3 separate regions of the Homo sapiens genome follow, and regions 1 and 3 are each linked to region 2. Evidence: chromatin loops called from intact Hi-C (ENCODE). Cell type or tissue: IMR-90. All regions are shown on one strand. Links, peaks and the distances in the headings refer to the core of each region. The heading gives the core; the rest is flanking DNA. Region 1 holds the start of LOC105373454 (a long non-coding RNA gene). Region 2 overlaps LOC105373456 (a long non-coding RNA gene). Region 3 overlaps LOC105373456 (a long non-coding RNA gene).

The links. Peaks named below come from ENCODE experiments on the same cell type or tissue, not always from the same donor. Only the 100,000 strongest peaks of a DNase experiment are listed, where the experiment ranks them.
Region 1: a loop joins it to region 2, with 9 times the contacts of the local background. A loop is called at or near these places in 7 of 110 quality-filtered maps.
Region 3: a loop joins it to region 2, with 2.3 times the contacts of the local background. A loop is called at or near these places in 8 of 110 quality-filtered maps.

The regions. Positions count from the first base shown.
Region 1 is chr2:18,381,950-18,392,469 of GRCh38, forward strand. LOC105373454 (a long non-coding RNA gene) reads left to right here and starts at 4,592. Exons shown (of 8, transcript XR_001739302.1): 1 at 4,592-4,812; 2 at 5,077-5,342. RefSeq lists a silencer at 5,844-5,973. In IMR-90, for the core only: a CTCF peak has its summit at 5,930 (motif pointing right); a DNase peak (open chromatin) is centred at 5,952.
Region 2 is chr2:18,744,554-18,755,073 of GRCh38, forward strand. All of the region lies in intron 4 of LOC105373456 (a long non-coding RNA gene), which reads left to right. Among named protein-coding and RNA genes, the nearest start is that of NT5C1B-RDH14, 160 kb to the left of the region's middle. In IMR-90, for the core only: a CTCF peak has its summit at 5,555; a DNase peak (open chromatin) is centred at 5,558.
Region 3 is chr2:18,887,702-18,898,221 of GRCh38, forward strand. The region is part of intron 4 of LOC105373456 (a long non-coding RNA gene); the gene reads left to right. Among named protein-coding and RNA genes, the nearest start is that of LINC01376, 130 kb to the right of the region's middle. In IMR-90, for the core only: no CTCF peak of the experiment used is centred there; a DNase peak (open chromatin) is centred at 4,090; H3K27ac peaks cover 1,270 bases.

The DNA of each region.
Region 1 (10,520 bases), core at 3,037-8,036, 360 kb before region 2:
AACATCTAGAAAAAATATAAATGAAACTTAAAATATAATAGATTAAACCGGAAGATTAGTCAAAGGCTAGTCAAAGAAAAAACTAGTAAACTGGTTTTACTCAGGAGGAAGGTCAGCTAATTAATTAAGAGTTTGTTAAGTATGCATATGAAATTATCTAAAAATAGCTACAAAAACATAACTACTAAATTAGCTTAGGGAGTAAAAGTATAATTAGAAAAAGCACAAATTAAATACAAAAGAAGGAAAAAATGCTTTCCAAACAAAACTGAAAACGTCAAAGAACAATATTAATTACCACAAATGTAAATGGATCTTACTTTCATTAAAAGAAAATGACTTTCAGCCTGTATTTTTAAAACCTCAACTCTGTGCTGTTTAAATAAAATACCCCTGAAATATAAGGACAGAGAAGGGTTTAAATTAAAAATTTAGAAAAATGAATGTACTAAACAATATTAACCTAAGTAAAACTGGTGATCCTATATTAATATCGGGCAACTGGGAACTTCAGCTTTTGGCTATGAGGGAATGCCTGGTTCCAGACTTTCCCTCCACTGCAAACAACCAGACAACTGAGCTTTTAAATATATAAAATAACTACATTCACACATTAGACAACCGGCAGAATAAAACTGGGACCACAGAGACAAGGGAAATCGGCAAAGTAAGCCCTGATGGCGCCGCCTTTCTGTATGGAGGCACTTTCTGGGCAGCAGCACAAGGTGAGAATGATTACAGGAGCACGGTGGACTCGCTCAGATGACGAGACACGTATTTGAAATCTGGGAGGCTGAGTTGGTGGTAATTTCCAGGGCAGAATACAGGACAGAAGGAAGCTATGCAGAGAAAGAGGTCCAGATATCTGCAAAGGGGCTTCCTTGAGTTTTTGGTAAACATTAAGCTATAAACACATAGGGTCACACTTCATGAGGCTAGGCAAAGAAGGAATACCAAGTTGTAAGCTGAGTAAATTACTCCACACAGAACTGCTGGTAAATGTTCAAGGTGCCACCTCTCAGTAACTGATAGAACAAGTAGACACAAAATTGATGAGGTTCTCAAACACCTGAAGATCAGTATCAAACAGTCTTTATCAACATTCAGAGGGTGATAAACCAACAAGATACACGTTCTTTTTGAGAACATATAAAACAATTATGAGAACGATCATATGCGAGTAACTATAAATTTTAAATGGTTAAAATCAAAGGGAGTATTTTCTATGACTTCAATGGAACCTAATTAGAAACCAGTAACAAGATATCTAGAAAATCCCCAAATATTATTTTAAAAAAACACAATATACTTTTAAACAATCTATGGATCAAAATGAAAATTATAAGGGAAACTAGAAACTTTTGATTTGAATACTAATGAAAACACATATCAAAATTTGTGGGATAGAAAAAATGGTGTCTAGAGGAAATTTGTACCATTAAATATTCATATTAGAAAAAAAGAAAGGTCTGTAATCATTGTTCTAAACTTCTACCTTAAGAAGCCAGTAACAGATGAGTAAATTAAACCCAAAATAATTAGAAAGAAATAAATGATACAGATTATAGGAAAATCAATGCAATCGAGTACAGAAATTTAATAGAGAAAAAAACAATGAAACCAAAACCTGGGCTGATCAGGAAAAAAGAGAGAAGATAGAAATTACCAATATTAGGAATAAAAGAGCATGACTACAGACCCTAAAGAGATTACTCAGATAACCAGACAATAGTATGAGCAAATATATTGTGTCACAAACAAATTTGCCAACTTAGATGAATTTGACAAATTCCTTAAAGGATACACATTTTAGAAACTGGTATAAGGATAAATAGAAAATTTGATTCACTTTATATCTATTAAAAAACTTAATCTATAAATGTTCTCCTGCGGATAAATACTTTGTTTCAGTTTTTGTAATAAATATTCAATGAATCTTTTTGTGCAACATCGGTGCAGTTTGGCAAGTTATCTCTGAACATTCTAGAATTGTCAAGGTGATTAACATTGCACATATTGATATATATTATCAAATGCTCCTCTAGAAAGCTGTACCAACTTACACTCCCACCAACACCTATTGGAAGAGGCAATTTCCAATGTTTTAAATTTTTCCCAGCAGATGATAAAGTATGTCTTTTGTGTTTAATTACATATCTTGGATTCATAGTGAGACTTAACATTTTTATTATATGTATCATACATTTACTTTTTATCATTCTTTTTAGTATAGACTGAGTTGTCTACTTTTCTTTTGGGTGTTATTTTCTGAAAGGTCTTTGATTAGGAATATAACTCTTTTTTCATATATGCTGCAATTATTTTTTAAAAAATTATTATTTAAATGTCAACCTCACAGGTGTGTGTGTGTATGTATGTGTGTATGCTACCATGCAAAAGTTTAAAAAATATGTAGACAAGTTTATCAGCCTTTTTATTTATGATTCTGGTTTTCCTAATTTTGAGTCACTTTTGAAAAATGCCAGATTCTTGGACAAAAATCAGGCCTGTCTTCCATATGTGCCGATAGTGTTATAGTATTTATTTTTATGTGTCTACTTTCATCTGATAACTTTCAGTTATTTTTCAAATCAGTTTTATTTATTTAATCTCAGTGTGGTAGATAAAAGGCCCAATTTTTCTTGTTAACAACTTCTTTTTTGTGCTTACTTCTTCTTTGATACCTAGATAAACAAGAGAGGGAAAAAAAAAACTTAAAAATGGGTCCTTGATCCCTCCCAAACTGATTCTGTGGTCTTTTTAGGCAATATTTTTTGAGTACTGCTTATTATGTGTTAGTCCATATGCTAAGCATCATACTGGTGTAAGCATGAATGAGACATTTTCCCAAGCACATTACCTTATACTAGGAAGGTGTGTTGTGTTCTGTTCTGTTCTCTATGTGGGGAGCGAGGCTCCAGCTCCAATGTGTCACTTCCTGCAGGAAGCCAAATCTAAGACTCTAATACCCACTGCTTGTGTTTGTTACTCTATTATTTCTTAAGATAACCTTTTGCAATTGTCTGTATCCCCCATGAGGCTACAAGAGTATAGAAAGTTTGTGTAATTTACGATTATATCTCCTGTACCTCATGAGCTCCTTCCACACAATTGGCCTCAGTATGTGTTGAATGAATTAATGAATAAGTAGGTGCAGAGCCTCCGGCTGATTCACAGATGGATGAAGGATCAGCTTCTCCACAAACGCACCAACAACTGCGACGGTTGAATTACATCCACCCCCACCAACTTCATCTGTGGAAGCCCTAACGCGGTACCTCAGAATGTGACTATATTTGTACATAGAGCCTTTAACAAGGTGATTCAGTGAAAATGAGGCCAATAGAATCCCTAATCCATATGCCTGGTATCCTTATAAGAGGACATTTGGACACACAGGGAAAGGACCAGGTGAGGACACAGCAAGCCGGCAGCCAGGCCTTAATCTTAAACCCTCAGACTCCAGAATTGTGAGAATATCAACTTCTGTTGTTTAAGCCACCCAACCTGTGGTGTTGTGTTATGGCAACCCTAGCAAACTAACACCCAAACCCAGCTGAGATCAGCCCAGCCTCAGCCTTCTGTCCCATGAGTAAATAAAGGCAGATCATTGTAGGCCAGTAAAGTTCTGTGGCTGTTATCCCACATTGTTGTGGCCACAATTAGCTGATAGCTACTTTATCTCTAGGAGCCTCAGCTTTCTTAACTATAAAGTGGGTCTTTTATGCGTGTTCTATTGGGTTTGGGGGAATATATTTAAGAAGCCATTAAGTAAGCCATGTTTTGCTTAACACTTGGCACACAATAAGCATGAATATATTCTTATTATGGCAATGTTCTTTTTCCTAATATTAATCATATTCTGCCCAGTGTTTTCCTGAATTTTATGTTAGGGTTAGTCCCCACTCAGAACGGTTGACTCCTTCATAGTCTTCCTATTTCCTCCAGCCAACCACTGGAAAGCCATAAAGAGTAGACTTTGCTTGGATTGGAAAAGAAAATGTGATACATATGCACCATGGAATACTATGCAGCCATAAAAAAGAATGAAATAATGTCCATTGCAGCCACATGGATGCAGCTGGAGGCCACTATTGTAAGCGAATGAATGCAGGAACAGTAAACCAAATACCACGTGTTTTCACTTATAACTGGGAGCTAGCCACTGAGTACTCATGGACATAAAGATAGCAGCAATAGAAACTGGAGGGAGTGGGAAGGAGGGGGCAAAGGTCAAAAAATTATTGGGTACTAAGTACCTGGGTGACAGGAATTCATACCTCAAATCTCAGCATCATGCAGTATACCCAGGTAACCTGCAGGTGCACCCCTTTAACCTAAAATAAAATTTAAAAAGAAATAAGAGTAAAGAGTAGAATTAGCCATAGCAACAATAGCAGCAGTAGTGGTAATAAAGTGACAATTGTTCTAAAGAAAGTCTCAGAACAAATAGGGAGATGGGAGGAGGGAAATATCTCAGGCTGAAGCCTTAGGGAATAATGACAGTTTTGTGGACCAGGAAGCATTTTAGTTGAACTTTGATGAATGATTAGAAGTTTGGGAAATTAAGAGGGTTCAAGTAGACGGGGTGGTGGGTGTCAGTGAAGTGGGAAGCAGTGATTGGCTCCTTTGGGCTGGAGTTCTTGGAGTAAGTGCTGATAGTTTTGGGAAGATTTATCTGGAAGTGTAGCCCAGGGTCATACTGCAGAGGCGATGAGTTTCAGAGAAACACAATTCTCCTCTTCTATTTCCTGTAGGATCCCAGGGTACGGCTGCAAAAGGAGTCTGAGAAGATGACTTACTGAAATCAAGGTACTTTCTTAGTCATTGTGATAGTTAATTGTAGGTGTCAGCTTGACTGTATTCAGGGACACCTAGCTAGCTGGTAGAGCTTTATTTCTGAGTGTGTCTCTGAGGATGTTTCTAGGAGAGACTGGCATTTGCATCAATGGACTGAATAAGGGAGAGCCATCCTCACCTAATGTGGGGGCACCATTCACTCCACTGAGGGCTCTGATGGAAAAAAAAAAAAAAAAAAGGTAACGTAATGGTGAATTTGTTCTCTCTCTCTTCCAGAGCTTGGATGCCCTTCTCCTTCTGCCCTTGGATGTCAGAATTCCAGTTCCTCTGGCTTTTGGACTGTAGGACTCACACCAGCATTCCCTGTCCCTACCACCTCCACCACCCACCAGCTTTCAGGCCTTTGGCCTGAGACTGAGAGTTACACCATCGGCTTCCTTGGTTCTGAGGCCTTCATATCCGGACTGAACCATGCAACTGCCTTTCCTGGTTCTCCAGCTTGCAGTCGGCCTGTTGTGACACCTCTCAGCCTTCCTTACAAAGTGAGCCAATTCCCTTAATTAATCATTTCTCCTCTCTCTCTGTCTCTTTCTAGCTTATTGGTTCTATCTCTCTGAAAAACCTTGACTGATTCAGTCATCTTCCTAAAAGAGTTCAGCATTTAATAAAATCCCTCTAACCCACAGGCCTAGTCCTCTCTAGGCTGGTTGCATTAAGGGATAGAAAGTCTGGAGAAGACTTTCCAATCCGGTTTTGGGGGCGAGTCAATTGCATGCGTGAAACTGAAGTTAGCAGGAGAGGGCGCTGTCCCCAAAGCTTCAGGGCCTGCAGATGCTCAGAAAGAGCTGTCAGCCTGGTCCAGGCACAGGAGAGAAGAACCAGTGTCCTGGACGAGGGGACCCGGAAGTCTGGAAAGCAGCCAGTATACCTTGGGAAGGGTGGGCAGGAGGCGCAAAGGCAGTCCAGCAAGCACAGAGGGACTGTTGAGGAATATTACAGGGTGGGGCAGTTACTGGGGGTAGGAGGTGAGGGAGAATTGTTTGTGACCCACATTGCACAGTCACCTTAGAGTTTTCCAGAAGTGAGTCCTGAGAGGAGGCACATGCAATGACCAGCCATAGCCACTAGGGGGAAGCATTTGCTTGTGAAACCAACGACCTAACCGACCAGTAGCCAACTCAGATTCCTGTCACTATACCCTTGAACTATCCCAAGAAGTGGGGATTGACATTTTCTAATGAATTATAAACTAAGAGACACTACTGCTGACTCTCCCCAGGCTAGGATTCTAGTTTAGCCGCAGGATGACCACAACAGACAAACCTCGCATGCTATTTGCCCATGAGTGGTCGGTCACACCCTGGTGATTTGAGGTGCATCCCGGGCACGGTCTCAGAGGTCAAGGTCTCTGAGCCGTCTTCTTTACTTATTGGCTAAGGGACTGTCTTCCTCCTTTTCATCCCTTGGGGCAGCAACATCCAGTTGCGGTTTGAGAAATCTGAAAGGAGACAGACATAGGCCCAACTACTCTTGGGACAGCTGTTTTTGTTTGTTTGTTTGTTGTTGTTTGTTTGTTTTGGATAGCTGTTTAATGAATCTCAGTGACAAACTTCAACTCTTCGATTTAGTACATATCTTGGCTCTTAGGGAGTAGGGTTCACATTTCAGCTTTGCTGTTTACTAGCTACATGAACTTGGATCCATCTCTTAACTCTCAGGCCTTTGGTGTACTCATTTAAAATGTAATCACAGAGCTGCTGTAAAGGTTAAATTAGAACCATATATGTAAAGCATCAGCACATAAAAAGAGCTCCAATGTGAGTACCCTTTATTCTTTGAATGATTTTCTTAACCAATCAGCCTTCCCTTAACGGGCCCAGCCTGGTGCTGTTGCTTCCAGTTATCGAAAGGATTATTAGGTGCTTGTGCACATTTCAAGTTTCCTTGTGGATGAAGATCCCATAATTTTCATTAGAGTATCACCTCTCAAACTTCAGACATTTTGATACCAACTTTATAATTGTTGCTATGTCTGCTATCCATTTGCACTATTATTTATTAAATATTTTTTTAAATCAACTCTTTTTTAAAAAACTTAATTTTAAAAGGAAACTTTATGTCATTTTTATAACTGGAAAACTAGTGTCACATGCAATAAATAAAAAGGTTAGCATAAAAATAACCATTAAAAGAAACCAAGTGATTAAATAGTGCATTACATAAATAATAGATACACCAATCAATATATTAAAATATTCCTGAGGATCTGCAGCAAGCTGTACCAGCCCTAGGTAATTTTAATAAGTCATTTAATACACAGATACAATGATTAGTGCATTTCAATAATCAAAACAAGCTGCACCAGCCCTAGGTAATTTTAATAAGTCATTTAATACACAGATACAATGATTAGTGCATTTCAATAATCATAACAAGCTGCAAACATATTTGGAGTTGTAAATAAATAAATAAATTCAAATAAAATATATATCTACTGTTCTTTGATAACTGATTTCATCTTTTGTATATGCCCCTCTCTGGTCAATTCTGTTCATTTGCATAATTAAAGCTGCCTCTTCAAATAACTCTCTTTCTGGTCAATAATCCAAATAAACTCTCAGCTTTTGGGTGTTTTCTTTCTTCCTCTGTTTTTCTCCAAGCTGGTAGCTGAGTTTATGGCAGAGGGCTGTGTCTTTGTGATTTTGTGTTGATGGCTATGGGAGCAGGGTATCTGTGAGGTGTGATATCGACCCTCTGCTCTTCCTGATTGTAAAGTAGTTGCTCGGCTGGAGTCTGGGTCCACACTGCTTGGCTCAAGCCTCAAAGGCCTGACCCTGGCCTTTGCTCTGATCCCATACCTTTGCTGGCACACCAGCCCTTTCTTGATATGTCTGTGTTCCTTCTTCAGAACATCCAGTGCTTGATCACTCTGCTCTCCTTTCTCCCTTTTTTGCCCAATAATCGCCACAAAGGGCAGGTTCTCACCTCTTCCTCTTCCAGGCCAATTAGTCTTCCTTATGTAAAACCCTACATTGGTTGGATGCGGTGGCTCACACCTATAATCCCAGCACTTTGGGAGGCCAAGGTGGGCAGATCACTTGAGGATCAGGCGTTTGAGACCAGCGTGGCCAACACAGTGAAACCCTGTCTCTACTAAAAATACAAAACTAACCAGATGTGGTTGCATGCACCTGTAGCCCCAGCTACTCGGGAGGCTGAGGCAGGACAATTGCTTGAACCCAGAGGCGGAGGTTGCAATGAGCCAAGATTGGGCCACTGCACTACTGCCCGCATGACAAAGTGAGACCCTGTCTTAAAAACAACAAAAACAAAAAACAAAACAAAACAAACAAAAAACTCTATATTTAAGTCACCCAGGCCATGTTAAAGATGGGGTTTGCCATTAAATTATAGTTTTGAGATAGAATCAGAAGTTACCTTTTCCTTTCACTTCACATTTTTGCTATAATGGTTATAAATATCTTTGAGGCAAATGGAGATCCTTGGCAGATTGAAGGTTGATCAGTTCAAGAAACTGTTACCCAAGTGAGACTGGAGAAAAGACCACTTTTATTAATTATACATCAAGAGCTTTCCAACTTTTAAGGAGCATATCTCAAAGATCCAAATAGAAGAATATACTAAATTATATGCACATTAAGACTTACATGTGTTGCTGGGTTTCTTTTGTTGTTGTTGTTTTACTTGTCTTGTGTGTTTGGGGTGATTCAGGACACTGGATGTTCATCAACACATTACAAGGCGTAGAACTTTTTCTGCTTATCCTGTGACACACGACTGTAAAAGATCTTTGCAAAGAGTTTTGAAAATGGATAAATGAAGAAACAAACCTATGATCATGAGAGAAGAACCAGAAGATTTCAATACTCAGCCACGAATCAGCAGAACTGTGCAGAAGCAGGGGAGCTTCTCTCTGGAGGCCCCACTTCATGTCAGTCAGACTTGTAGGAAGGGACTTTATTTCATGTAGTTATATGGGAAAGATTTGGTTTTCAATCCATCTTAATTTAATCAAAAAAGGGCCTTTTAGGAAAAGCCATAACTCAGTTTGTGCTAAAACCAACTAATAGTTGAATCTGAGTAGAAAATAGAAGCCATATAGAATGTGTTACCCTAAATCAAAATTCATTCTTCATCTGAAGCCTGCAGGTTGTAAATCAGGAATTAAACTCATGTCAGTAAATCCAAGCAAATGCACACAAACCTGAGAGTTAGCACATCTGAAACAGAAGCTTGAAAGGCAAACCTGCATAAATCAAATCTCTAAATCAAAGCGGGAAACAATGATTTTTCTTGTCCTACAGAGCAGGAGAAACGAACTCTCTAAACCCCTGTATGCAGATAAAAGTTCTGGTTTTTATATAGCTTGATGTATTTATGTATGGAGGAAGCACAGCCTGAAATTAAGCAAGAAGAATGAAATATTGTAATGACCACTCCAGAGCAGCAGCCCAGCAAGTAATTCCACAGTCAAGTCATTAACAAGCACTTTGAGAAAATATGCCTTTAGCATTCAGCTGTTCTTTGCCAAGAGATGGCAGGGGGTGAAATGTTCTCAGAATCCCTAAAAGGTGTTTGTCAAAGAAGCTGCCCAGTGGTCAAGAAGGGAAAGGGCTCCTGCAGATTTGGCATGAAGCTACTATTCCTGACAGGTTTGACCGTCCACATCTTAAGAGTGATCTAAGTATTTGCTGTGCTCTGTATAGATCCCTACCTAGCTCAGGGACTCTGCAGTCTCAAGGAGGTTCTGGTGCCTTGGAATGTTAATGTCATATTTATAATGTAATTTTCTCTCATTTTAGAAATTTTCTTAAATCTAATTTACTGCCCAGGGTTTCCACAATCCCCTTATTAAGGGAGCCAGATGCTCAGATCACTGTGGTTTATTGATTAAATGTTAAAAAAAAACTATGTGCACAGAGAACTCTGTTTTGGTAAAAGGGCAGTGGAATAAGCCAATAACATTGCATAATTTATTTGCTTTAATTAAATTGACATTAAAGAAAAGTCTTACTATTTTCATGTAATACATGTTTGGAAGCTGGGTCCCCACCAGTGCTTCCCATGTTGCATTTAATTTCTGATTTTGAGCTGATCTATGCACACAAGTGTTTCTAACTTAAAATAAGAAACCATGTGTAACAGAGTATGAGTGAACACATAAACCACAGAGAGCATCTCTGTGGACACAGGTTGCTTATATAACTATGAAAAGGAGAGAGTTGAACATGGGCCTCTTGCTTACCCATCACAGACAAAAATCCTTTGCAGTACATGAAAACCAACTGCAGCTTGTTAATGATTCTTCTTTGTGAAGTGGCTTGTTTTGAAGCAAAGTATTCATCAAGTGCTGCAGGAACCAGCCCCAATTGCTACACTTAACACCCCTCCTAGAGACCTCTAAGTTACCTAGAGTATATGAAGAAAATGTTTGTTTAATTCATTAATTTAGTCAAAAAATATTTAATGAATACCTTCTGGTGACAGCCACTTTTCCAGGAGCTGGAGATATACCATTGGAAAAAAACTGGACAATTTTAACACCAGATCAACTTGATTTCCTGACTGAATCATTTTGGGCTAAATATCTTCTTCCTATGCAGATCAATAAACGTGATTCATCACATAACAGAACTAAAGACAAAATCCACATGATCATCTCAATAGATACAAAAAAGGATTTCGATAAAATTCAATCT
Region 2 (10,520 bases), core at 3,263-8,262:
TATTCCTGTCTACGTTCTTAATAGGAGACTTCCACACTTGCAGAAACAGGGAAAACAAGTCCATTGTTATTTCACGTTTTCTCTTCTGAGCTCTGTTCTGGAAGCAACATATGTCAATTCTCACAGTCCCTTGGCCACTGTCACATGACTCCACTTAACTGTAAAGATATCTTGGAAATGAAGTCTATCTTGTCTCCAAAAATAAGAAGACAAATTGAGATTTGTGACCACTAGTAAGGCCTACCACATTGTATCTATATGAGAGTCACGGGAAGAGGCTATAGGCAACCAAACAGTAGCAGAGTAAGAACCAAAAGAACACATGGTTGGAATTGGAACAGTTTATGAATTCATGTGGGCTGAAATGGTCAGGGAGGCAAAGCTAAGCTGGATCTTGAAACATGAGGAGGGGCTGGAAAGAGGAAGGGGAGTTCCAGATAGGACAGGACACACAGGTTGGTTTCAGGGAAAAGAACAAAGCAGGTGAGTGATCTTCAGGTCCACTTAGATTAATGATTCAGCATAGACTGCATTTTTACTAGTGCTAAATTATGCAAAAGAAATCAAGAAATGAAAGTAGGTCAGGAGACAGCAAAAATCTTATGTGGAGATGTATCCATACAAGACTTCAGTGAACATGGATTGCCTGGGAAAGCTCTGATGAACCATCTTTAGGGTATTGATGGCTTCCTCTTTTTTTTTTTTTGAGATGGGGTTTTTCTCTATCACCTAGGCTGGCATGCAGTGGCATGCGATTACTGAACTCACTGCAGCTTCAAACACCTGGCCTCAAGTAATCCTCCCGCCTCAGCTTCTCAAAGTGCGCTGGGATTACAGGCATTACGCACCATGCCTGGCCTATTGATGCCTTCTTGAAAGGTGTTTCCAGTAAGCCAGAAGGATGCCAAATGTGCCCATCAACCTATTTGGCCAACTCTTAGAGAATCTGTTTTTTTTTTTTTTTTTATTTTGAGTCAGGGTTATTGGAGTATAATTTACATTCAATAAAATTTACCCCTTTTATGAATAAAGTCCTATGGTTTTTAATAAAATGCATGCAATCACGTGACCACCAGATCGTTGAAGATAGTGAATATTTCTATCACTTAAAAAAGTTCCCTTACCCTTCTTTGCAGTTAATATACTTTTTTCACACCCAGCCCTGGCTACCGCTGTTCTATATCCTTATATTTTGCCTCTTCTACAATATCGTATAAGGGGAATCATACAGTATGCGAATTTTTGAATGTGGCTTCTTTCATTTAGAATAATGCATTTGTGGTTCATCCGTATTGTCACATGCATCAGTAATTCACTTCATTTTATTGCTAAATACTATTCCATTGAATGGATGTTCCAGTGTGTTTATCCATTCACCAGATGAAAGACATTTGGGTTGTTTCCAGTTTTTGGCAGTTATGAATAAAGCTGCAATAAACTTTTCCATCCAGATTTTTATGTGAGCATATATTTTCATTTCTCTTGGGTAAATACCTAGGAGTGGGATTGCTAGGTCAAATAGCAAGTGTATGTTTAACTTTCTTATTGCCAGACTGAATTCCAGAGCAGCACAGCTTTCCTTTTAATTCCAGCTGCTGCTTGCTCTCATGATGCACTGAGGAAGTTTTTAAAGGTAATGATATCTAATCCTCTTATATTCACAAATTTCACAATTTACTGAGCACCTTCTATGCAGTGTTTTATGTGATTCTTGTAGCATCAGAATGGGAATGATGTCAGATTCAGAGTCAAATGACCTGGACTAGGCTATTCCAACCTTACATAAATACTTCAACTTTTTAGGGCCTCAAATTCTTTATTTGAATAATGGAAATGATACTCATAAGGCCATTATGGGGAACATTGTGATCAAGAACTTAGATTTTAATGCCAGTCTTGTGTTTGACTTCTAGCTCTGCCACTTATTGTCTGTTATGTCAGGCAAGTTGTTTAATGTATCTGAGCTTCATATAAAATGAGAATAACAATAATTATTTACTGGATTATCATAACAATTAAATGAGATATGTGTTAAGCACTTAAAAGAGTAATCCCTGTGGGATAAATGCTTCATAAATAACTGCTATGGTTATTATTGACAGTATTATTGCTATAGAGATGGTATGCCTGAGAGCATTCTGCAGACTGAAAGGTACTATATGAAAGCAAACCAGCCAGGCGCGGTGGCTCACACCTGTAATCCCAGCACTTTGGGAGGTCGAGGTAGGTGGACCACCTGAGGTCAGGGGTTTGAGACCAGCCTCGCCAACATGGTGAAACCCCATCTCTACTAAACATACAAAAATTAGCCAGGTGTGGTGGCACGTGCCTGTAATCCCAGCTACTCAGGAGGCTGAAGCAAGAGAATCACTTTAACTCGGGAGGCGGAAGTTGCAGTGAGCCAGGGTCACACCACTGCACTTCAGCCTGGGCAACAGAGTGAGACTTCGTGTCAAAGAAAAAAAATAAAGTAAAATGAAGAAAAACCATCTGGCATATTAGGATTCAATATATACAATATTAGTGACACTGTCAGTCATGATACTTCAAATTTACTTGGACTCTATTTCCAGAACTCTATCTGGCTCATAGTATCACCTCTTTAGAATCTTTCAAGGCATAGCTGAGAATGGTGGTATGTGCTTATAGTCCCAGCTACTTGGGAGGCTGACTGGGAAGATGGCTGAAGCCTAAGAGTTTGAGACCAGCCTGGACAACATAGCAAAACCCTGTCTCAAACAACAACAAAACCACAGACACAAAAAAACAAAAAACAAGGTCGGGGCAGGGGTGGAACTTTTAAAATAATTTGTCCTGTGAATAGAGCTTGCAAAGCTATAATACCATGCCCTTGTTTTTCCTCATTCCTTACTGTCTGATTTCGCATTCATTAAGATAGAATATGATGGCCATGAAGGAAGAGAACTCAGCATTAATGTCATAACTCATCTAAAAACACGTTGTCTAGGGATCACCTGAGCTAAGGCATTTTGCGGGGGGGGGGGGGCATTATTGGAACCCTTTTCTTCAGGATGTTTGTCCTGCTCATGATGTCACCAAGACCGTACTTGGAGTGTGGCATTATAGTTATCAAGGCCAGTTCTCTAACCTGGATGACCCTTAGGGGCTTGAATTGAGGTATATGGATTTTTTGTTATGTGCTTGTTAAAAGTGGCTCTAAATGTGCACACACATTCAGTGCTGAAGGACAATTTGGAGTTGCCAGCCTGTTGCTGCCTGACTAATTAAAAGAACTGGGCACATGTTGCTCACATCATTAGATGAAACTTGGTCACACATCTTCTATGGATTTGTTTATTTTTAAATTTTATTTTGAAGTAGCTTCAGCCTAGCAGAAAGTTTGCAAAAATATTACTGAAAACTTCTGTATACAATTTACCAAGATTCATCAGTTTTTAACATTTCACCGTATTTGCTTTATTACAATCTTTTAATATATGTGCGTACATGTGTGCACACTCATGCATGTGCATATTTTGTAATTTTTCTGAACTATTTGAGAATAGTTTACATATATTGTACTCCTTTACCTTTTAAGATCTTCATATGTATTTTCTAAAATAAAAAGTTACAAACTTATGTAACCACTGTACAGTTACCAAATTTAGGAAATGTAACAATAATACATTTTTTATTGCATCTGCATTGCATATTCCGTTTTGTCAATTGCACCAGTCATGCCCTTAATATCCTTTTTCCCTCCATTACTATATTTCTGTCATCCTTCTTCCACAGTGAGAGTCTTGGCTCGCAATGACATCAACACATTTACTCTATTCTACAATAGCAAAATTAGTTTTAGAATTGCTGAACCCAAATGACTATATATTAAAAACATACTCGGGAGTTGCAGATTTGTTTTAGTTCAATTTCCTAGACTGAAGTAATATATTAACAATACTGTCTTCTATAGTTGCTTGCATTCATTTTATTTTTTCTTCAGTATGATTATTTTCTTTTTCTTTTTTTTAAATTTTACCTTAAGTTCCGGGATGCAAGTGCAGAATATGTAGGTTTGTTACATAGGTATACTTGTGCCATGATGGTTTGCTGCACCTATCAACCCGTCAATCTAGGTTTTAAGCCCTGCATGTATTAGCTATTTGTCCTAAGCTCTCCCTCCCCTCTCACCCCAGCCGCCGACTGGCCCCGGTGTGTATTGTTCCCCTCCCTGTGTCCATGTGTTCTCATTGTTCAACTTCCACTTATGAGTGAGAACATTATTTTCTTCATTTCAAATACAATTGGATTTGTTTCTTTTGCATTTAGTTTGAGGTTTTCCCTACCATCTTTGTTAATTTTATTTTTTACTATGTGGAATACTACTATGCTTCCCAAAGTCCAAACTACAAAATTATACACTCAGAGGAGTGTCACCCCTTCATTCCTGCTCCTCTGCTATCTAGGTGACAAATTTTGTTTATTTTAACCCTTCTCATGTTTCCTTATGTTAAAAAATTAGGTTTATATGTATTTTCATATTCCCTTTCCCATTTGCATAACAGATGACCTATATAGTCCTTTCACTATTTCTTTATGAAGACCCTATATAATACATTGTATATAACATGTTGTTGGACCCTGCCTTCTGCCCTGTTCTTGCTGTGGATTTATAACACCTTCATATTGTGGCTATGTAGAGAAAAGATACCTCTGAAGCCTTTTTTCTGCACTCCAAGGCTTAACATAGAATTGGCCTCTCATAACCTTTTTTTATATAATTGATCTGATTATTGAATGGAACAAAAGGACAGCACTGAGCTATAACAGCGCATACTGAACTGTGATCACCATGACTCTGAAGTTGAAACCCTGCAGTCTTACATGAAAGACTCAGCTCCTTCTGTTATTCACTCATATGGATCTTACACAGCTGCCACCCGGAAGTACTTGATCCTCATTCTAACATGTTTTCCAAACCTTTAAGAATTTGAAATTCCATTTTAGTTGTCCAGAATTCTCTTTCCACCTTTTATGCCCGGTCAACATTTAACCATCTAGTTAAAGGTGAGTGATTTGTCTAACTTACTTGTTAGATAGCTCTCGTTAAACTGCTCTGGCAAACTTAGTATTTCTATAACAACACTTTAGAAACATCTCAACTATAGCACTTTTTGGCCTGTATTGGAATAATTGGTTTACGTTTAGTCCCATAGCCTCCGCTATGAGATTTTGAGTTCCCTCGGTATCAGGACCCTTCTTTATCTCCAGTGATTAACACAGTTACTGCTTAAAAATTGTTTGAATAATTTAATAAATTGATAAGACCTTTCCCCACTTTGAATCTTAGTTTATTTTGTATGTTTAAAAAAGGGTCTACTTGAGATTCTACAGTATTCATTTCAAACTCTAACAGTTTGAAATCTAGAAGATGAGATACCTCTCTCTTTCATCTTCTAGCATTCTTTATATATATACATATATTTCTTGTTTATTATTTGTTTCTAGTTTATTATGTATCTAGTTTAAATATATATGTGTGTGTGCATATATATATTTCTCCTTGACTAGATTCACCACTGACAGGAAGGGGGCGCCATTTAACAGCCTGTGGAGAAAGAAAGTTTTTGTGACTTCTTTTATAGAAAGGGATGGTATTATTATCCTAGCTGAAATTGAAATATATTTTATTCTCCTCTCTGAAATGTCGATTTACTTAACATTTGACATTGGAATTGAGAAAAAAGCCAAGGATACCTCATCTAAGCTCCTTTGCAAATTATGCACAGCACTGATTATTCTCCTTCTAAATTTCATGTGGGTTTATGAAAGGTAACAAAGAATAGTTGATAACTCTTGATATAACAGAAATGTATTAATACATATCATGTATATGACTATGGGTGGATGTGTGTGTGCATTAATTACAGTGTAACATCTGGAATTTGGGGAGGGTTACTTTTGAGCAAAAACTGACACCAAAGTGTACTTACAATGCCTATGTCTACCAGGATAAGCAGAAAAAGCATTTCTGTCTGTTTGTTGTGTCACTTAACAGACGCTTTGTATTAAGATGGTGTCCATATTTCAAGGCCTTTAGCACCTGAAACAATTCAGAACCCAGACCATGTGGTGGTCCCTTAGAATTCTACGTATCTCTGAGGTCTAAGTAATCAGACTCAGGACCAGGCTGTCTTATTTAAAGGGGAGACATCTTGGTAAAAGCCTCTTGAAGCTGCCTGTTCCTACTTTCTGGTTACCTGAGTTGTTTTGGTCTAAGTTGCTTCAATTGTCTGGGCCCAGCCCCACAAGGCACAAATAGGTTTGTTATTTTAAGAGGCAACCTGAAGCCACTCTCTCGTGCAGTTACATAAATAAGACCAGGCTGGCTTGGAAAGGGTGTAAATCTCTGGCCAAAATGAGAGAAGGGGGAGTCATTTGCTTTCAACCACAGTTAACATGCTGACTGAATTTCCAAATAAACTTTTATCTCTTAAGACTGATTGCTAGTGATGGTTATAAAAATGAGTGTTAGAATGTAGCCAAGGAAGTGACCACACCTTTCCAGATTCTTCCTTAGTTCTGTCTTCAGTGGTTATTTTCCTAAAAACCAAGAAGAGGTAGCTCTGGTTCCTAGGTGTAACTCAGCTTTCTTGTAGACAGAAAAGAGGAGTATCCCCCATCATTCAGCTTCTCTTGTACCCCCTCTTTTCTGCAAATTACAGTAAACAAAGGTGAACAGGAGAGATGAGTAAGAACACAAATCTTAACCCAGTCGTTTCTTTCTGCATGGGGTGTGCTGAGTCGTCCTGCCTTTGCCTTCTTGTATTGCACAGAAAAACCTTCAAGCAGCCAAAGGAAAATGCCTCATCTTTGAGTGAAATTCTTGTAGGTATTGCAAAAGGAGTTAGAGGGACTTATCCCGCCTGCACATTTCTACAACATTGTACAAGTTAGAAAATGTTGCTTGTAGATTGTAGTTGACAGTGTTCTTAGAAAAGTAACAACCGTAGCATTTCTTTGAGGTCCTACATTCATTTAGCTTTCTGCTTTCTTCTCCCTTGATTTAGAATTTTATTTTTCCTGAAGAACAATTTTTTATGCTGCCAATGCACACAATGCAAAATAGCAAAAATTTGATTTTTCTCCCACAATTAAACTATACTTTTCTACATTAGGTTAGATATTCGTGGTAAAAAGCAATAATTATGAATTATTGTTTTTTCTCACTTTTTAGAATCTGCACATCTTAAAATAGTTTTAAGCACTTTTAAGGAATTTGCTTCAGTTTGTTTTGGATGACATTTATTTTTTTCCTCCCTCTGAAACAAATATATTTTTTCTTTTTTCTTTTATCCCTCCTCTTTTGTAATTCATATTACCAATGAAAGCCCTTTTGAACAAGCAAACGAAAATCCTGTGATAATTGAAATAGAAGCATCCAAATATGATGTCCTGGTAAATATTTATAAATATGAGATACAGACTTTCTTCTGATGCCCTCAAATGCTGGTCACCATAGAGCACTGAAAAGAATTATGACTCAATAAACTGCATGCTGACATATAACTAAATAAGTAAATAACTGGAGTGAAGGCCAACTGCTGCTTAACAGCTTCCCCAGTTACGTACACACTTTCAAACAAGCATGAAATGTAGGTCTCTGGACATCGCTTAAAAGAACCACAAATAAACAGAGTGTGATCCCACACTCCTATTCCTTCCGGACAGCTAGAAAGCTTGGCTGGGAATTGGGGTGGTTTTTGTTGCTCTTCTGTCCTGTGCACTGTAAACACAAACCCTGCTCAGAGCACCAGGGTCGTGCTGCTGCTGACAGAGTCACTGAGCCTGGAAAAGTGAGGAGTCGAAGAGCCTGTGACCTTTGGCCCATCACCTCACCTCCGATTTTGCAAAGAATCACGCTCCAGACTTGGATACGTCGATTGTAACATCTGGGCTAAGTCAGCCGAAGGGACAGGGAGCCTGATTTGCCAGTTCTCAAGTGTGGCTCTCTTTTTTCACATGCAAGATATATGTTAAGCTCAAGCTCTGCAGTTTGGGGTCAAACAGATGCCAAAATAGTAGAACATTTTCATGGAATACATACCTTTTACATTAAACATAAGGTTGAAGCTGAAAGGCTCGTTAGATGTTATCTATTGTGACTTTTTCTTTCTACATATAAGGAAACTGAGGCAAAGAACAGAGTTCACAATAGAGCTCAAATGCCCTCGTTCTTGGACCACTGCCATCCTTGGACGTTTAACTGTCTGTATCAGTTACCTGTAGCTACATAGCAAACCATTCCAAAAGTAATGATGTCAAACAACAATGATTTATTATTTGTCACAATTCTGTGTTTGCTTAGGCTCACTCAAACCACTAACATGCACCAGGCCAGTTGGCTGGAGGCTGGGCTCACCTGCATGGCTGAGATGGCTGGGCTCTTTCTCTCTACTTGGTCTTTCACCCCAGACTTCTTCACAGCTTGAGGATTCGTGGAAAGAGATCCAAGAGGTCAAGCCCTGGTGGGTGGGCTTTTAATAAATACCCACTTACTGTCTTTGTTGATATCCACTGTCCAAAGCAAATCGCTTAGCCCAACTCAAAATGAAGTGGAAGAGGAATGCACAAGAGTGTGCATCAGTCAGGAGAAGCCTGACCAATTGTGGGGTGGTTACTGCAACAATCTTCTGTACTGCTTATGAAAATGCTCCCCCAAGCGTTCTATATAATAATGGTATCCTGCAAGATAGTAAGCAGCCTTCCTAGCAAAAAGAATCTCCCTAGTCAAGTTTGTAAGAGTTTCTCGAAGAAGAAGAGGTGAAAATGGCATTTTCCAAATGTATTTGACTGAGATTTTCTTTTCCTTGTAAAACAGCTATTAATATCATGGAAAACACTTTTGAAAAGACAAGCCTCGGGCATTAGTACCTACAGGGTATTAGTACTACTACTAATGCCTTATTAAGTCAACAAGACCTTTGCAAAATCCCTGAAGATCTTCTGGTTTTCAGATTCATGTCTTTTCATTTTTTACTGGATCATCTTTTTTTTTTTTTTTTTTTTTTTTTTTTGAGTCTCGCTCTCTCACCCAGGCTGGTGTGTGGTGGCACAATCTCAGCTCACTGCAACTTTCCACCTCCTGGGTTCAAGTGATTCTCATGCCTCAGCCTCCCGAGTAGCTGGGATTTACAGGCACCTGCTACCATGCCCAAGCAATTTTTGTATTTTTATTAGAGACCAGGTTTCACCACATTGGCCAGGCTGCTCTCAAACTCCTGACCTCAAGCAACCCGTCCGCCTCGGCCTCTCAAAATGCTGGGATTACAGGTATGAGCCACCATACCCAGCCAGGATCATCTTGTAAGTCATAAATTTCAGTCTACTGCAACTGGCCCTTCTGTTTTTAGTGTCTGTTTATGCTGTTTGTTACAAGCTGTCCAAGTGAGCACATGAACTTTCCGTCTGGCCCAGAGCAGTAGGTTGCTAACAAAGCATTGATAGGGTGTAACTGGCATGGATAAAAGCAAGTCCCAAGAGTCTACTTCATTTTTCTGAGTCTTAGCTTTCCCTGTGCTAAAAATTGGAAAATCACAGTAGCCTTATAGATAGTTATGATGATAAAATATACAAATATATTTGGAAATATTTTGTGATCTCCAGGTGTTACACAACCATTATCCAACTCCAGTTAAATGTTAATAGATTTGTTATAATCAGGGTTTGATTGCTTTTTAAGTATAGCATAGACCTCCAAAGTGCCCAGCTAATGCCAAGAATCAGTGAAATTCTGAAAATGCTAATGTGATCATGTTACTGCCCTTTTAAAACCTCTCCAATGGTTTTTTACCACTAAAATTAGCTTTTAAGGGCTTATGTGATTGATGCCTGCTCAGATCTTCAGCCTTCACAGCTCACAAGCCAACCCTGACCCATCCCTTTTTCCTTGTTTGCTTCAGCAGAATAGTCTTTTGTTTCCTAGATACTGTCTGTGGCTCTGGTCATTTGCACAGACAATTCTCTTCTTCCCTGCTCAGACCATTCTTTTTCCATGATGAGTAGCATCCCCCGCCCTCATCCTTTCTAGCTTCTCCCACTGTAAGTCCAGGTTAGGTGCTGACCTCTTCCACTGGGCATCCAGACCATCATGTTTTCCTCCATTTCAACATTAAACCAGTAGGCTCATTGCTTGATTTCTTGTCTCTCTTTCAAACACTATTAAGTAGGTATTCCTTAAACACTTTCTGATTGAATGGATGAATGTATTATTATTTAATACATCCATGAAGAAATCAGTGCCCTGGATAGTATTTTGTGTAGCCTTGGAATGGAAGAGTGTGATGAAGCCTCCATGAAACCCTATGGAGTGGATTAAAGTTATATATTTAATATATTATATATATAACTTTATAATATATAATATATATTATATATAACTTTATAATATATAATATATATTATATATAACTTTATAATATATAATATATATTATATATAACTTTATAATATATAATATATATTATATATAACTTTATAATATATAATATATATTATAT
Region 3 (10,520 bases), core at 2,159-7,158, 140 kb after region 2:
GGCCCAAGGTCTTTGAAGCTAGGTGCCTTTTTTGGCATCCTCTCTTACTGTCATTACCATTTTATTTCTCCTAGCGGCCCTTATTTATACATTGTGGTTTGGAGTTATAGGTGTTCCATAGACTCATCAAAATAGCATACCTGTTTCTGTTTTATGTTCTCCTCGTTTGCTTCAGTCCATTTTATAGAGGAAAAAGAAAAAGAGTTATGTTAACTTTTTCGTCTAAAAACTGGAAGAGCAAGTGGCTTATGCCTGTAATCCTAGGACTTTGGGAGGCTGAGGAAGATGCTCTTGAGCCCAGGAGTTCAGGACCAGCCTGGACAACATGGTGAAACCCTATCTCTACAAAATAATAATAATAATAATAATAATACAAAAATTAGCTAGGCATGGTGGCATGTGCCTGTCGTCCCAGCTACTTGGGAGGCTGAGGTGGGAGGATTGTTTGAGCCCGGAAGGTTGAGGCTGTAGTAAGCCATGATCACGCTACTACACTCCAGCCTGGGTGAGAGAGCATGATCTAAAAAAAAGTAACAAAATAGATAAAATAAAAAATAATAAAAACTGGAAGAAGCCTCCTAAGTAATGATGCTGTGGCCACGAGGAGCTGAGTACCATCATGTGTGGTGGCCCATTTACTAAGAGTGATACCAACTTCAGGGCCTTGACTCAAGGTCATGTCCTCCAACTCCTAAAAAATATTAGATGGAGATAAACATTATAGTGATGAGCTCTTCGAACTGTGTCTCTCACTCAAGGCAATTCTTATCCATTATCCTTTATTCAGGAACCACGTGTATAAGTTGAGTACAAATTATCAGGCTATAGTCATTTGAAAATGTTAGTCTACTTGTATGTCCCTTGAAGATGATCAGCCAAGTCGCAAGGTAAACGAGCAACACTCTAATAGTCTGGCCTTTTTTGTTTGTTTCTTTATGCATATTTATTGTTTTGATGTAATCTTTGTTGGTTATTTAGAGCAGATATGATCACCATACCCCAAGTATTCTGAAACACGTGAGTCTCTCCCATGGACATTTGTTCTATTTCATTGCATTGACTAGGGACTACCTAGGGACAGGGTTGAAGGTTGTGGTTATGTAAACTCAGATCCTTCATCATGTATATTCCATCTGAAGACAGCAATTAGACACATAACTAAAATACAAAGAAAGTACCTAATCACTAACTTGTAGAGTTATGTGGTTTAAATAAGAAAATTCCCTGGTAGGTAGAAAACTGCTAATATTAGCTGTTTTATTGATATTATTTTCTATCATCATCACCATCATCATCAGTGCAAGGAGGTAGTAACATAATTCTATGAATTGACAGAGGTGGAAGAATTTGATTTGCTGCTAGATTGATTCCATGGATATTGACAATGACCGCAAATATGGTCCTTGGATAAAGGATAGATAAAGGATAGGTCCTTGGAGAAAGGAAAATCATTAGTGGGCACACAGGGAGAACTGAAAGTGGAGAAGCAGGGATGTTTATTGCGCTGCTTTGTCAGGGTGCATTGTGGCAAAAAAAATCAAAACAAAACAAAACAAAAAACCTGTTTCAGTATTGGGGCCTATGCATTGACCTTTTGGTTCTGTCTTATTCTCTCTAATTAGCTCACTTCAACTTGGTGTGTTTTCTTTAGCATTGCATTTGGCATCAGCCTGGTCCCAGTATAACAATTTTGAGAGGATGAGAGACATGGATGGAAATAACCCCTCTAAAGTTACTATGACCTTCTCCCATAATGTATTGTAATGTGGTGGTAATGATAGGCACACTAGCTTCTGTACTTGAAGTTAAAAGAAAATTCAGTTCTGTTTTCTTTTCACCATCCACAAACTGTTATTTGTAATAACAGAGGGAAGAGTTTTCTATAGCTAGCCTGTCAGTGGTTCCAAACTGGAAATAACATCCAACCACTAACTGCTGTTTAATTTTTTTTTCTTTTTACTTTATTTCATGTGTAGCTATGTTTGCACAGCAGGGCGGCAAACATCTGAGGAAATGTCACTTGGAATAGCAAATAAGCTAGCAATGCCATTGTCTCTGCCTAAGGTTTTACCTTTGGTGTGTGTAGTTCTTATTTACTTTGGTGGGTTAATAGCCCCAGTTCACCAGAAAGACTTAATTTAAATAAAATGAAACCTGCGGGAAGATGAAAGGTGGCAAATGGCACTACTTGCCAAAATGTCAATTTCATGCTTGTGGTACTTTATTTCTCTAGAATGGGAAGCATTTCTAAGAGAAACCCATCACCAAGAGCATTGTTGGCTGCTGAATGACTGAGGGCAGAAGAAGGGAGTCCTGGTGAGAATTCAGCACAGGGCGGGGCCTGCAGAAGCCTAGATGCTCAGTGTATAATCTTTATATGTAACTAAACCCCAGACAGACTTCTTGTGTTTCTGAGGGATGCTCCTGTTTTCTCTCAGGGATTTCTATTTTGGGAGGTTGGCACAAAGAGACGTCAGTGGATGTTGGCAGAAACCATGTTTCTCTCCAGCTGCTCCAATGGAAATCAACATGTTACCGTGAGTCATATTTTTTCCTTTGCCAGTAGGGTTTTATACACCATCATCCCTACTCCAAGACATGCCTAGTGACCAGGAGCAGGAGGAATTCTTGGACCTCTGGGAGTTCATGGCCCTCTCCTTAAAGGAAGGGCCCAAACTCAAAGAAAAAGCTAGAGGTTAAGACAGAATCATACTACTTCCCTCCATAAAGTTGATAGTTTTCTCGTATCAGGGGCAGGATAGGGGCACAGATAATGGTATAGGGGTTCTTTTCTGGCACCTTGTGTCATATTATTTGCCCTTTTCCTCTCCAGCTAACTCCTTGTACCAGAGAGAAAAGCAAAGCATTTAAATTTATGAGTACTGATATAGTTCCAAGTCAGCATTTTAACTACTTTGCGTTTCAGTTTACACATCTGTAATACGTGAATAGTAACCACTTCCTCAGAATTGTTGAGAAGATGAAATTAGATAATTGAGTTTAGTGCATGTAAAATGTTCCCAGCAAAGTTCTGCTGGAGGTAAGCCTTTTTAGATCCAAGATTTTCAACCTAAGATTTACCTCCAGAAGTATTTTGCTGGGAAAATTTTACATGCACCAAACTCAACTGCTGTATTCATGATAGTAATATTTTTTCTTTTGTATAATACCTTTCTTCAAAGATACAACTAAGTATATAACAAAAATTCAACTCAGATATATTTCGTTACCCATCTTTCTTTATGCAAGCATGTACTTTCTTCCTATGATTTACTAGGCATAGGCATAGGCATAATGACATTTCAGAATTATGCTCGTTACCATGATGGCAACAAGGCTGGATGATGTAGCATTTAATCAGGCATAGTTCTGGCCTTTTAAACAGCTCACAGTCTGATAATATAATTTAATAAAACTATGTGTAATTCAAAATAAACTAGCCAGAGTAGGGTGGAGGGGAGTGGTGAAGTAGGATCAAATAGAGTTTTTGAAGGAGCTAGTCTTTTGGATGGGCCTTGAATTACTTGGGGGCAATACATGTAAATATGTAGATATAGGAAGGAGCATGGAGATTTTGGGGAGTAGGTAAGTGGCTGGATACACAGGGCATTTATTCTTTAGGTCTCTATTGAATTTTAGTGAGCATTCTCAATGAATGAGATCCATGAATTGAGACTCAATCAGAATTTTGAAATAGAAGGAATCAGTGAAAATGCCAAATCTCTAGTAGTCATTCTGAGTTACTTTACCAATCACCAGTGCTTGACTTAGACCAAAGGACACAGGTTAGCCTATGTCCCAGATAAGGAGGTTTTGCTAACCTTACGCAAGTTTATTAGATACGATTTAAGTGGGTAGACCTGGAGATCCACAGTACACATTTTAAACCATTTCACTGATATTCAGAAGGTGATTTAGACAGGTTTGAAAGAGTTATCAAAAGAAATCAGATCAATCCTGCCTATCCTAGAAGTACTTAGAAACCCGAAGAAAGGAGCTAAGATGACAGTTCTTTTCTGAAAAATGCAGAGAGAGGCTATGCATTCTTTGGTGATGTGCTCCAGAAAAATGTTAACAAAAGGATGGTTTTTACTCTTAAACCATCAACTGATTTTGGCCTGCAAAGCACCAGATGGCTTGCATTACTTGTAATGTGCTTTGGTGTGTCTCTGATGATAAATATGAAGGGTCCTTTAAGATATACAGAAATATTAAGCAACTAAACATGCTTTTTCCCCTCCCTTTGAAAATTTAAGGAGTTGAAAGAAACATAAAGGCCTTTTAAACACAGGAAAAGTTATGTATGGTTAGATCAATTTTGCTCCCACTACAATAAGCCAATGAGGACCTCTCCTTAGGGGAAAGAATAATTAAGTTTGAGCTCCAAAGGTCAGAACTCTAGCCTGGCATAAGAAAACAAAACCGAAATCACTTTTCACAATTCAGCCTCAGTTCTCGGTTTGTGCCTCAATGGTATCTCACAGTTTTGTTTGTTTTGTTTTGTTTTTCACCAAAAGTCATCATGTAGCAAGACAGGTTTTTGTTTTGTTTTGTTTTGTTTTTTTCTTGCTGTAAGCCAAGCATATTCTTATCACCAATTCTTCCCTTACTTATTCTGGGTGCAAAGCCTTTCATAGCCACTCTAGTTAATATTGATGTCTACTCCCTCTGACCTCCTAATTCCAAGTCTCCCCCATTACCCAACCACCCTACTTATGAGCTGAAACCCAATGCACAGAGCTTCTGGGGTGGGTGGTCTTTAAGTACAATCTAATCTCATAACCAGTGATATATGTGCCCTGTAAATACCTTATTTAATTGATGCTGTCTTCCCTTAACACGAAGCAGAGAGCCTGGTAAAAAGTGAGAGCCCTGCAATATTTTCTGTTTGGTCACTGTGGCCAATGGGCTACACTTAGAAACCACCGCTTTGTTCAACTGAACCAGATAGCATATGACAAAGAGTTTTCCAGCATACTCTCCTAACTTGACCTGCCTCATAATTGTATTGTTGATACAAAAAATTTAAAGAATCTCTTTATTTATTGACTGAACAAGTATTTTATCCCAGGCTCTGTCCTAAGCTTTGGGGATAAACTAATAGGAAAATACAAGTGATAGGCATAACCAAAGATTCACACAGTAACTATAAAAAAGTGATATAAAAGAAAAGAAAATGATTCATATTACTCTTAACCTTTGTCTTCAGATTCCTGGGCCCGAGAACACTCTACTTTTAGAAGAGCAGCAAAAGGTTGACTTAGAAAAAAAATAGGTAAAGCACAGACAAATTATTTTAGGTGAATTCTGTGGTCTGTGAAATTGGTGGTAAACAGAAAAATGGGTCTTCCCTTCAGGAGCAAAGACCACATAGACTAGAGCGGAGAAAATTTATCTGAGCAACTGAAAGTACTCCTCAAAATGAGGATGGTCCTCAAAGGCAGAGTGTAATCCATCTACTGCTGAAGTAGATCAATATGTGTGGCAAAGTAAAATAAGATGTAAGTCTTTGTCTTATCCTTTCTTCTCTGAAGTTTCCATTTTCCAGGGAGCCTCGGGAGCTACAATCATTTAGTAGAACAATCTCAGAATTCAGGGCCACACTGAACTGGGATTTGCCCCAGCTGCAAATCCCAGTTCTACCTAGTAGTTGCGGAGCTTGGGAAGGTTATTTATTATCACTGAGACTCATTTTTCTCATTTATTTTTAAATAGCAGATACTAATATTTAACTTGCAGAATGATTGCTCTCTGTTTCTTCCAAACAACCAGAATACTAGAACTTATGTCTATAATGGAATTCCAGGAACCAGATGTCCGCTAGAAAGAGGGAGGGGCTAATTCATTTTTGCAGGTTGCAGAGTGAAGACAAGGCATGAGGGTGTAACCAGGTAACCAGAGGAAGTACCGTGCCCTAGGAGGCAATCAGAGCACAAGCACTAAATACAAAGTCAGAAATCAAGGAAAGGTAAACCAGAGATTATGGGTTGGGGACAAGGGACCTGGAAACCTTGCAGATGCAACAGAGAGAAAGTTCTGTACCTTCTGTTTCAAGCAATCATGAACATTGATGGTTGAGAAGGTAAGGTACCAAGGACAGTACATGATATGACACTCAAAACTACTTCCTTACCTACAGAGTTGCTGGCGCAGCCACTAACATTATAGACATTGTAAACAACTTTAGAATTTAAAATACTTTTACACACACAATCTCTTGTGAAGTGTGGCCTTGGGTGGTGGCCCAGATATCATTAAGGTTCAGTTTCCCTCCATCTATAGTGTGGAGTATAAAGTTCAGAAATTTGACTTGATTTTCCCAAGCCTCCACAATTAATATGATTAAAAAAACCTCGTAGTTGAACAGAGTATCTTGTGTAAGTAGAATATTCTTAACACAATCAATTGTTTTGCAAAGCTGAATAGCAGAATATCAGAAGGAGCTATAAATAAAATAAAGATTTTTGAGCCATTCCAAAATTGCTGAAATCTGTGAGGTCAGAAATAGGAACCTATATTTAAATGATCACCTCCAGTAATTTTGAGACAGCAGCCTTGGAGTGGAGGAGAGTCATCTGGGCACAACTGTTTTACTCCACACATGTATCTGCATAGTGAGACCATGTTATAGAGACTAATTACCCACCCAGTTAGAGCTAAGCTGGGGCTATAAAAGCTTTGAGTTTCCTCTTTAAAAGGCTATAAAAGTGACCTTGTTTTCACTCCTGTTTTCCCTGACATCTTTTTTTTTTATAGTTATTATTCAATATTTATTTTTAAGAATTTAAAAATATATTTTAAAAAGAATTAGCAAATACTATGCAATCAATCTAGCCAATGATTTGATATAGAACCTGGGAACCTGATAAATAAGTACAATCTGATATTTTATTTCATTTATGTTTTTTTTTTTTACCAGTATAAAGATACTTTATTCCCAACGATATTTGAATTTCTCAATTAAAACATCATATAAATAGCAAAAATCTTCTCAATTCTATTTCTAGCATAAAAGGCTAAGTGGCAAAATAGTTTCATAAAAGATTTTTCATTAAATATACAAGTAACTCAAAGAATTTAGGTAGTACAATTTCTTACTAACTACGACAACAGATAGTGAAACTTCTCACTTGAATTCTGGAGATTAACTGTGTGACCCAGGATGAGGGACTTATGTTCTCTGAGCTTCTGTTTTCTCACCTGTTAAATGGAAAACATTGTATTTGCCTCCCAGTATCCTAAGTAGGATTAAAAGGGATTGTATTATAAATGTGCCTGTGACTAAACTGGGAACATAACAGGTATTTGACAAAATTTAGCTGTGTTTGATCTACCTTTTAAAAATACTTGCAATAAAATCATTCCTTAGTGACTCTTTCAGTTACTGTATTTGTCTCATCCATAAATGAAGGTGGTGTTCAGAAAAAACAAATCTCTACAATCTATTACAAGGCTAATGTTCTGTATATTTATTATTCTGGAAAAATTTTCTTGTGATCTCTAACCAGAATTACTTTCGAGAAGCTGTATTTTGTCACTGAAAAGTCAATGAGAATTCCTAGATAATCAATAACATTATCTTAAGAACTTATTAGATATAGTCCATCGGATTTGCTTGCATTCAGTGAATTCCAATGTTAATAGGAAAACATTAAACCAAACTATGGTAAAAGTCATTCTTTGATATAAAAGGAACTTCAATGTCTTGTATGGCCTTTTGTTTATTTTTAGAGGGCAGGAATTACTGTGCTATTGTCATATTGACACACCAGTTAATGAAAATCTTCAGAAAAAATATGGGAACTAGAGTTGTGTATTTATCTATTCAATGTTAGGTGGATTCTGGATTTGTTATCATAACAGTTTACTTTTACCCCAGTACCTATCACAGTGTCTGATACAAAGTAGACAGTTAACAAAAACTTATCAATGGAATTAATACGTGCATTTTATTAAATTCCATTAATCGGTGTGATGGAACAGAACAAACATGAACTTGAAGTACTCCCACTTTAATTCTTTCATTCTTTCTTTCATTTTCTTTCTTAAATTTTTTTTTCATATTTCTCTCCCATTTCTTTCACCTCCTTTCCCCAGGGCCACCAGCTGTCCAATACTGGTCTGGTCTCTGCCATGATAGTGGGAATCACCAAAAGTGACCTCCAAAGGCCATGGAATGCCAACAAGCAGAAGAGGACCAGGAAAGTAACAGGGCCTCAGAATCATATTTTCATCATTATCAATAGAACATGACAGATTCTGAGCCAGTCTCTGATTTGAGCATTCAGTAAAAGGAAATTCTGCATGAAGAGTTATCTGCATAAAAACACTCCTATAGGGAGTTAAATCAGCAAGCAAACATGGTTGATAAATATTCCCATCCCATTGTTTTTACAAGAATGTAAACCACACCTAAAAGCACATTCCTTATTTTGTAGGGAAATATATGACGATGCACACTTCATCCCACTGTGCCAAGACTTATGCTTAAATTTAATTTCAGCCTTCTTGTTTTCTCCCTGTGCTACAGTATGATTTCACAGTACATCTTCCCATCTGTTGAAACAGAGAAATGCTTGCATTTTGGGCTGAGATGACTAATATTCATGAGGAATGAATCCAAATCCAAACTAAATGCACATTTTTGCATTTGTCCAAACCTAGCCATGAATTATCTCAGGCTATCAATAGAAGAAGAAGAAAGCTGCTATCTGTAAATCCCTATTTGTTTTCTCAAATTGCAACCTTGGCAATGGGTGTGACAGAAATATGTTCAGTATTCCTGGTAGCCTAACCTGCCAAGAGAGATAAAGCCACTTTGAAGTCCAGGGATGAGAAACTACACAGATTTTTACCCCAAACGGGCCTCAAGCCCTTCTCAAAGAGAAGTGGGCTAAAACAGCCTGCCTGTTTCACAGCCTTCAGAATCAAGGAGATGGATCCTGCTGCCTCCAGGAGGTAGCAGATTTGAACTTAGTAAAGGAAATGCACTTAAAACCACTCTGGCCAATAATGATGATGGTGATAATATCAATAAAACAATAACAGTAAAAGTTAATGTAGGAATAGTAGCTATTATTAATGCTTACATTCATTAGGTGATTGCTGGATTCCAGCACTGTGCTGAATCCTGAGGCATGATTCCATTTCCTGACAACATCCCTGGGATGAATACCGCAAAGCTCAGGTGGTTGAATGATGAGGCTCACACAGCAAGGAGCAGGGCTGAGGTTCTGACCTCAACTCTGCTTCCCTCTGAAGCCTCTGCCATTTACCTTTCTATATTACCCATGCTGCCCCTCTGTTTGCATTGCTACCTTTCTGCGATGAAACCCACCTTGGACCTCCTTTGGGAACAGCTCCTCCTAATACACTGTCCACAGCAGCTGCCCTCACCAACAAACAGCCCACACATACAAATAATGTCTTCTGGAGGCCAGGTAGAAAGAATGCCTTGAAAGAGATGTGATTCTGTTGCAAAATAAACTGGATGTGTGAAATCCTTTAGCTTCAGCAAAATGTGCTCACACTCCTTTCCTCATAGGAGTTTCTGTCATTGCAGATGGGACTTGGGGGGCAGCAGGTTTCCAGTATGAAGTCACAGGAGCTGACTCTGGCATTTCTTCTCGTCTTACAGTCTCAAATTATTTTTTTTCCCCAAAGCAAGAATTAGTTTACTCAGCCAGATTTTCTGAGCACCCACTTTGCACTAGTCCTAGGCTAGACACCGCACATATATTTCCATTAGTTCTAACAAATAGATTAATGCTTTTGTTTTCTATTATTTTGCCTGATAAGAAAAATTAGATAAGATGCATTAGGTACATTCCTGTAATCCCAGCACTTTGGGAGGCCAAGTTGGGCAGATCATCTGAGATCAGGAGTTTGAGACCAGCCTAGCCAACATGGTGAAACCCCGTCTCTACTAAAAAAATACAAAAATTGGCCAAGCATGGTGGTGCGCACCTGTGATCCCAGCTACTCAGGAGACTGAGGCAGGAGAATTGCTTGAACCCAGGAGGTGGAGGTTGCAATGAGCCAAGATCGTGCCACTGCACTCCAGCCTGGGCAACAAGAGTGAAAATTCGTCAAACAAAAATGCATTAAGTAACTTGCCCAAGGTTTTAAGTCCTATTAAAGCAGTGCTTCACAACCAAAGGATATTATCATTCCCCTTCTCCCCAAAAAACTTGACAATGTTTGGAGACATTTATGTTGTCACATATGGAGGGGCAGGGGACAGGGTTCACTATTGGCATCTAGTGGGTAGGGGCCAAGGATGCTGTTAAACATCCTGCAGTACACAGAGTAGCCCCCCTAAAGGAAAGAATTATCCAGTATAAAATATCAATAGCACTGAATTTGAGATACCCTGAATTAAACTGAGTGATTTGCGACTAGATTCTGCTAACCTTTGGCTGATGACGTAGATTCTCTTAGATGGACAGATGGACTCAGCTTTGAATCAGAGCCTCTGGCTGCTCTGCCATGGCAGTGTCTGCTGCTCAATGTCCTGACAC